2 separate regions of the Homo sapiens genome follow, and region 1 is linked to region 2. A link is a loop called in an ENCODE intact Hi-C map of the cell type or tissue named here. Cell type or tissue: HCT116. All regions are shown on one strand. Each heading gives the region's core, and the rest is flanking DNA. Links, peaks and the distances in the headings are about the cores only.

Evidence for each region. A loop is a pair of places that touch in the nucleus more often than their neighbours do. Peaks named below come from ENCODE experiments on the same cell type or tissue, not always from the same donor. Only the 100,000 strongest peaks of a DNase experiment are listed, where the experiment ranks them.
Region 1: a loop joins it to region 2, with 9 times the contacts of the local background. A loop is called at or near these places in 2 of 110 quality-filtered maps.

The regions. Positions count from the first base shown.
Region 1 is chrX:1,671,778-1,676,174 of GRCh38, reverse strand. No RefSeq gene overlaps it. Among named protein-coding and RNA genes, the nearest start is that of LINC02968, 58 kb to the left of the region's middle. In HCT116, for the core only: a CTCF peak has its summit at 2,728 (motif pointing left); a DNase peak (open chromatin) is centred at 2,714.
Region 2 is chrX:2,462,190-2,466,586 of GRCh38, reverse strand. The region is part of intron 1 of DHRSX (dehydrogenase/reductase X-linked); the gene reads left to right. Among named protein-coding and RNA genes, the nearest start is that of DHRSX, 37 kb to the left of the region's middle. In HCT116, for the core only: no CTCF peak of the experiment used is centred there; DNase peaks (open chromatin) are centred at 1,826 and 2,316; H3K4me3 peaks cover 2,749 bases; H3K27ac peaks cover 3,319 bases.

The sequences.
Region 1 (4,397 bases), core at 246-4,245, 790 kb after region 2:
TTTTACATACATATAGATATATAATGTCTATGTAGCTATTTATCTATATATAAATATACACAAAGACAGAGATGTTAAGAAATTCTCAATATTAGGATGTACATATTGGCTTTATCCATACATATCTATATAGAGATATATAATAGCTACATATCTATATGTAGGCCTGGCACGGTGGCTTACGCCTGTCATCCCAGCACTTTGGGAGGCCGAGGCGGGCAGATCACCTGAGGTCAGGAGTTTGAGACCAGCCTGGCCAACACGGTGAAACCCCGTCTCTACTAAAAATACAAAAAATTAGCTGGGCATGGTAGTGGGCACCTGTAGTACCAGCTACTCAGGAGGCAGAGGTGGGAGAATTGCTTGAACCCGGGAGGTGGAGGTTGCAGTGAGCCAAGATCACACCATTGCACTCCAGCCTGGGCAACAGAGCAAGACTCCGTCTCAAAAAAAAAAAAAAGAGGCGGGTGGGGGAGAGAGAGAGAGAGGCAAAGAGATTTTAAGGAATTTCTATGTAGGAGGTATATGTTGGTTTTTTACATGCATATATATATATATATATATACAATATATGTCTATATATACAATATATATCTATATATACTATATATCTATATATATATACAATATATATCTATATAGATACAATATATATCTATATATAAATATACACAGACAGAGACTATCTATACATCTATATATAAAATACACAGAGAGAGAGAGATGTTAAGGAATTATCAGTATAGGAGGTACATATTGGCTTTGTCCATACATATCAATATATAGATATATAATAGCTATATATCTCTATCTAGGCCGAGTACGGTGGCTCACGCCTGTAATCTCAGCACTTTGGGAGGCCGAGACGGGCAGATTACCTAAGGTCAGGAGTTCGAGTCCAGCCTGGCCAACATGGTGAAACCCCGTGTCTAGTAAAAATGCAAAAAATTAGCCAGGCGTGGTGGTGGGCACCTGTAACCCCAGCTACTTGGGAGACTGAGGCAGGAGCATCGCTTGAACCCGGGAGGTGAAGGTTGCAGTGAGCCAAGAACACACCATTGCACTCCAGCCTGGGTGACAGAGCAAGACTCGGTCTCAAAAAAGAGACAGAGAGAGAGGCAAAGAGATTTTAAGGAATTGTCTATGTAGGAGGTATATGTTGGTTTTTACATACATATAGATATATAATGTCTATATATCTATATATAGGTATACACAGAGAGAGAGATGTTAAGGAATTGTCAATATAGAAGGTACCTATTGGCTTTATCCATACAGATCTATATATAGATATATCTATATATATACATACAGAGAGAAAGGAAAGATTTTAAGGATTTGTATACATAATAGGTACATATTGGCTTTATTCATGCATAGCTATATGTAGACATATAATATCTCTATATCTATGTCTATATAAATCTATATACACAGAGAGCGACTTTAAGAAATTAACTATGAAGGAAGTATATGTTGGTTTTATACATACATATAGATATTTGAAGGAGAGACATTTTAAGGAATTGGCTACGTAGGAAGTATATATTGGTTTTATACAGACATCTATAGGTCTTGAGAGAAAGGGAAAGAAATTTGAAGGAATTGTCTAAGTAGGAGGTATATGTTGGTTTCATATATACATGTATTGATATTTGAGAGAGATTTTAAGAAATTGGCTAAGGCCGGGCGTGGTGGCTCACGCCTGTAATCCCAGCACTTTGGGAGGCTGAGGCGGGCGGATCACGAGGTCAGGAGTTTGAGACCAGCCTGGCCAACATGGTGAAACCCTTTCTCTACTAAAAATACAAAAATCAGCCAGATGTGGTGGTGGGCACCTGTAATTCCAGCTACTCGGGAGGCTGAAGCACGAGAATTGCGTGAACCTGGGAGATGGAGGTTGCTGTGAGCCGAGATCGTGCCACTGCACTCCAGCCTGGGCAACAGAGCAAGACTCTGTCTCAAAAAAAAAAAAAAAGAAAGAAATTGGCTAAGTAGGAGGTTTATGTTGATTTTATGCATGCATATATAGATATTTGAGCGAGAGATTTTAAGGAATTGTCTAAGTAGGAGGCATATGTTGGTTTTACACATACATATATAAATATCTAAGAGAGATTTTTAAGGGATTGGCCATGTAGGAGGTATAGCCATGTAGGAGGTATATGTTGGTTATATGCATGCATATAGATATTTGAGAGAGATTTTAAGGAATTGGCTATGAAGGCGGTGTATGTTGGTTTTACGCATGCATATAGATATTTGAGAGAGAGAGATTTTAAGGAATTGGCTATGAAGGCGTTATATGTTGGTTTTATGCATGTGTATACAGATACCTAAGAAAGGAAGATTTTAAGGAATTGGCTCAATGATTCTGGAGGGGAAACACTAAATTCTTCAGGTAGACCAGCAGGCTGCAGAACTCAGGAAGAGTTAATGCTGCAGCTGGAACCCGAATCCCGGGAGGCAGAATCCTTTTGTCCTTGGAAAACATTGGTCTTTGCACTTAAGACCTTCAACTGATGGGACGAGGCCCACCCTCATCGTGCGTGGTCCCTGGCTTCATTCAGACTCTGAACAAAATGTTCATCTCATCTGAAAGATACCTTCACAGCACCATGTAGCCCAGTATCTGACCACATACCAGGTACTGTGGATACAAAATTCACCATTTCAGGCAGTTCACGCTTCAAGACAGCTTGTGTGGATGGTGCCTCACCACCGCCTCCTGGTGTTCATTGAGAATATTACACCCAGGAATGCACCTCTCCCCTTCATACCTTTATGAGTTTTGTTTTTTGTTTTTGTTTGTTTTTGTTGTTGTTTTGGTTTTTTGTTTGTTTGTTTTCTGAGAAGGAGTCTCGCTCTGTCCCCCAGGCTGGAGTGCAGTGGTGAGATCTCAGCTCACTGCAACCTCCGCCTCCCAGGTTCAAGAGATTCTCCTGCCTCAGCCTCCTGAGTAGCTGGGATTACAGGCGCGCACCACTACGCCCAGATAATTTTTGCATTTTTAGTAGAGACAGGGTTTCATCAGGTTAGCCAGGCTGGTCTCGAACTCCTGACCTCGTGATCTGCCTGCCTCAGCCTCCCAAAGTGCTGGGATTACAGGCGTGAACCACCATGCCCGACCCTTTTCATATCTTTTCAAAGCATTTGCAAGTCCCCAGACGAGCTGAATCTCATCTCAGCCTGAGCTCAAACCCTGGAATGGAGATTGTGAATTCCCTTTGGACACAAAGTGAGGGGAGAGGTAAGGCAATTCTGCGGTAGGCAGCATTCTACTAAGAAGTATTCTTATGAAAGGCCAGGCGTGGTGCCTCACGCCTGTAATCCCAGCACTTTGGGAGGCTGAGGTGGGCGGATTACTTGAGGTCAGGAGTTTGAGACCAGCCTGGCCAACATGGCGAAACCCTGTCTCTACTAAAAATACAAGAAATAAGCTGGGCGTGGTGGTGCACGCCTGTAACCCCAGCTACTCAGGAGGCTGAGGCAGGAGAATCACTTGAACCCGGGAGGCAGAGGTTGCAGTGAGCTGAGATGGTGCCATTGCACTCCAGCCTGGGCGACAGAGCGAGACGCCATCTCACACACACACACACACACAGACACACACACAGACACACACACACACACACTGGGCGACAGAGAGAGACTCCATCACACACACACAGACACAAAAGAATTGTTTTTATGAAAGTTAAGACTCAGGGCCAGCATGGTGGCTCACACCCGTAATCTCAGCACTTTGGGAGGCCAAGGTGGGAGGCTCACTTGAAGTCCAGAAGTTTGAGACCAGCCTGAGCAACATACTGACATCCTGTCTATAAAGAAATGATTTTATTTATTTTATTGAAATTTCATTTCAGACAGGGTCTCAGTCTGTCACCCAGGCTGCAATGCCACGATCTTGGCTCAATGCAGCCTCGATGTCCCGGACTCAGGAGATCCTCCCACCTCGGCCTCCCAAAGTGCTGGGATTACAGGAATGAGCCACTGCACCCAGCCAAAAAAATTTTAAAAACACCTAGCCAAGCATGGTGGCACAGGCCTATAATCCTAGCTACTCACATGGCTGAGGCAGGAGGATTGCCTGAGCCCAGGAGTTTGAGACTGCAGTCAGCTAGGATTACACTACTACACTCCAGCCGGGGCAACAGAGCAAGATCCTGTGTCTAAAATAAATAAATGAATAAAAGTTAGACATCAGTGCTTGCAAGAAATTTAGCGTCTTCATTCATTCATTGATTTTCCCACAGTTATCAAATGTCTCCTCTGAGCTAGGGTCCACTCTAACGGGGCCCGATACAGTAACAACCAGTGTTCACAGAAATAGCAAGCTCTCAGCTTCCTTCTCTCCTGCCTCTTAATTTCAAAATCTCTTGCTCACACACATCGGT
Region 2 (4,397 bases), core at 232-4,231:
CCCAATGTTTAGCTGCCGTTTATGAGTGAGAACAGGTGATATTTGGTTTTCTTTTCCTACGTGAGTTTGCTAAGGATAATGGCCTCCACCTCCATGCATGTTCCTGCAAAGGGCATCATCCCATGTTTTCTTTTTTTCTTTTTCTTTTGAGACTGGGTTTCCTTCTTGTTGCCCAGGCTGGAGTGCAGTGGTGTGATCTCAGCTCACCACAACCTCCTGTTCCTGGGTTCAAGTGATTCTCCTGCCTCAGGCTACTGAGTCGTTGAGATTACAGGCGCATACCACCACGCTGGGCTAATTTTGTATTTTTAGTAGAGACGGGGCTTCTCCATGTTGGCCAGTCTGGTCTTGAGCTACCGACCTCAGGTAATCTGCCTGCCTCGGCCTCCCAAAGTGCTGGGATTACAGGCATGCGCCGCCACGCCCAACCAATCCCATTCTTTTTCATGGGTCCATAGTATTCCATAGTGTATATGCTCCACCCTTTCTTTATCCAGTCTACATGGCGTCCTGTTGAGGAATGGATGTAACAGGCGTCGTGTTCAGGAATGGATGTAACAATGTGCATAAAAGCAGTGAATGTTTTCTATTGGAATGGCGTTTGCCTTTCTGGGAAACTGTGGAGTCATTCGAATTGCAATTTCCTGGTAGATTTGATTAGCTAAGAGCATTGGGAATTTTTGGGGTGCGTGATGCCCTGTTGCAGATATTTTTTCACAGTGTAGAAATCTCAGCATGAATATGTCTGTTTTCTTTTCTCTTTTTTTTTTTTTTTTTGCGATGGAGTTTTGCTCTTGTTGCCCAGGCTAGAGTGCAATGGCTGAATCTGGGCTCACTGCAGCCATCATCTCCTGGGTTCAAGCAATTCTCCTGCCTCAGCCTCTGGAGTAGCTGGGATTGTAAGTGCCTGCCCCTACACCCTGATTTTTCTTTTTTTTTGTATTTTTAGTAGAGACGGGGTTTCACCTGTTGGGCAGGCTGGTTTCGAACTCCTGGCCTCAAGTGATCCACCTGCCTCAGCCTCCCAAAGTGCTCGGATGACAGGTGTCAGCCACGGTGCCTGGCCGTCTGTTTTCTTTTCATAAGAGGTGCTGGACTCACAGTGGCTCTGTGCTGTGATGAAATGACATTGCCAAAGTTTTACTCCTCACAGCTTGATTTTGTATGCTAAACAGGTCTTCTTTGGCGTGATTGAGGAGGGATGGGGAGACTTAAGGGAGCCATGTATTTAGAAAGCGATTAGATCCTGTTATGTCTTGGTAATTACTGCAGTTACAACACGCCATTCTTTCCGTGGCTCACCTAGCTGGGTTCGTGGCTAGTCATGGAGGCGCCCTGAAGAGCCTCATTTTCCCACAGCTGTAGGAAGTGTGTGGTACACCCACAATGTCTTAGCTTTTGTATTAGGGAACGTCTTCAGTTTGTTCCCTTGGCCACATGCTTTGGGAATGTCTTCAGTGTGTACACGGTGGCTGTCCCTGGGCCGCATGCTTAGGGAACGTCTTCAGTGAGGTCCCTTGGCCATATGCCTAGGGAACGTCTTCGGTGCCATCCTGTGACTGCATTCTTAGGGAACGTCTTCAGTGTGTACATGGCGGGGGTCCCTTAGCCCCATTCTTAGGGAATGTCTTAAGTATTTACACAGTGGCAGTCTGTTGGCCTATGGTTAGGGAACATCTTCATTGTGCACATGGTATCAGTCCCTTGCGCCACATGCTTAGGGAATTCTTCAGTGTGTACATGGTGGCCGTTCCTTGGCTGCATTGTTACAGAACGTCTTCAGTGTGTACATGTCAGCGGTCCCTTAGCCGTAAGCTTAGGGAACGTCTTCAGTGTGTATAAGGTGGCGGTCCCTTGGCCACATGCCTAGGGAACGTCTTCAGTGCCCTCCCTTGGCTGCATTCTTAGGGAACGTCTTCAGTGTGTACATGGCTGCCTTCCCTTAGCCACATACTTAGGGAACATCTTCAGTGTGCACACGGCAGCTGTCCCCTGGACGCATTCTTAGGGAGCGTCTTCAGTGCGAACATGGCGGGGGTCCCTTACCCACATTCTTAGGGAACATCTTCAGTGTGCACACGGCAGCAGTCCCCTGGACGCATTCTTAGGGAGCGTCTTCAGTGCGAACATGGCGGCGGTCCCTTACCCACATTCTTAGGGAACATCTTCAGTGTGTATATGGTAGCAGTCCCTTAGCCACACACTTAGGGAACGTCTTCAGTGTGTGCACATCAGCGGCCCTTGGCCGGATTGCTAGGGAACCTCTTCAGTGTGTACATGGCAGCGGTCCCTTAACCCAAGCTTAGGGATCGTCTTCAATGTGCAAAGGGCAATGGTCCCTTGGGCCACGTGCTTAGGGAATGTCTTAAGTGTGTACACGGCGGTCCCTTAGCCACATGCCTAGGAAACGTCTGCCATCTCTTCGCTGCATTCTTAGGGAGCGTCTTCAGTGCGTACATGGCGGCCGTCCCTTAGCCACGTACTTAGGGAACATCTTCAGTGTGTACATGGCGGTGGTCCCTTAGCCACATACTTAGGGAACGTCTCCAGTGTGTACAGGTGGCCGTCTCTTAGCCATATTCTTAGCGAATGTCTTCAGTGTGTACACAGCAGTGGTCCTTTGGCCACATGCTTTCCGAACGTCTTCAGTGCATACAGTGGCAGTCCCTTGGACCCATTCTTAGAAAACGTCTTCAGTTCGTACTCGGTGGCGATCCCTTGGCCACATTCTTCTGCGTGTCTGTGTCTGTGTCCTTTTCACCCTGTAAGCTGCTTTTTTTTCTTCATTGGGTGTCTCTGACTCTCATGTGGAATCCCTTTCCTCTGTCACCGCCTGTCCCAGGCACAGTGAGAGACGCAGCCAGCCTGCTCCTCTCTGCACGTCACCATCCCAGACATTCTCCAGCCAGCGTCCTGACCGCATTCATTCCTTCTCTTTCCCTTGTCCACATCCTTCTTCCCCTACACGCTTGATACCAAGAAATGGTCTGAATCACAGCCAAGGCTTCCTTTGCTTTCTGGAATTGCAGCTCCCCACCCCCACCCAGATCAGAGGTTGAGAACCTGAATCTTCGGATTTCTGGAGATGCCCCCATCGCATCAGAGACCTCTAGTGTGTTTCTTTATATCCGTGTAGACTTGGGAGGATGACAGGAGAGCAACCTTAGAAGGTGGCCTGTGCAGTTCCAGAGCCCAGGGTGGAAGGGGCTTCCATTCATCACTGCCTTCGTGCACCTTTCATTCTTGATCCAACCGTTGTTGTTGTTGTTTTGAGACGGAGTCTTGCTGTGTCGCCCAGGCCGGAGTGCAGTGGTGTGATCTCAGGTCACTGCAACCTCCGCCTCCCATGTTCAAGCGATTCTCCTGCCACAGCCTCTCTGAGTAGGGAGCTGCTAAAATAAAATACCTTCAGTTGGGTAATTTATAAACTAGAGACATTTATCACTCACAGTTCTGAAGGCTGGAGGTTCAAGATCATGGCAGATTCAGTGTGTGGTGGGGATGCACTCCCTGGTTCATAGACGACGCATTTTCTCTGCCTGCTCACATGGTGGAAAGGGCGAGGGAGCTCTCTGGGGCTCCTTTTATAAGGACAGTGATCCTATTCATGAGGCTTGATCCCCATGAAGTCATCACCTCCCAAGTCTCCCACCTCCTGACACCATTGTCTTAGGGGTGAGGATTTCAATGCAGGAATTTGGGGGAGGAACACAAACTTTCAGATTGTAGCAAATACCATTCTTTAAAAAAATGCAGTAATAGTTAAGCTTTTTTTTTTTAATTTGATAAATTTTCCAAGAAGGAGGAGACACAGAAACCCTCCGTGTTTTGAAGGTTAATATTAGTGCTGTAAAATACACGTGGGACTTGGGCTTATAAAAAATTCCTGGTCATGGCAAAATATAGGTGGTTTGCAGTACCTGGGGAAGCCCACCTTTCCTGTTTCTGACATGTAACTTTTGTGGAAATTGCCTGAAAGTTGTTTCTAGTTACCCTTCAGTCCTGTGTCCAACCCAGCATGTCCGATACTATCTAACATTGTTTTTTTTTTGAGATGGAGTTTTGCTCTTGTTGCCCAGGCTGCAGTACAGTGGCACGATCTTGGCTCGCTGCAACCTCCACCTCCCAGGTTCAAGCGATTCTCCTGTCTCAGCCTCCTGAGTAGCTGGGATTACTAAATTTTATATAAATGTTGTGTCAAGAAATATTATTGCTCTTTTGCCTTTTTTTCCCTTAACCGTTGAGAAATTCAGAAAAAAACATTTATGAACGTCAACACTGTTTTTGACAAGTAAACATTGTTCTTGGCAAGTGGGCCTTCCAAAAATAAGGGCTGGCGTTTGTGGAAACTGCTCTACTGTTCTTTTTTTTTCTTGCTACTTTTTTCTTTTTTTTTT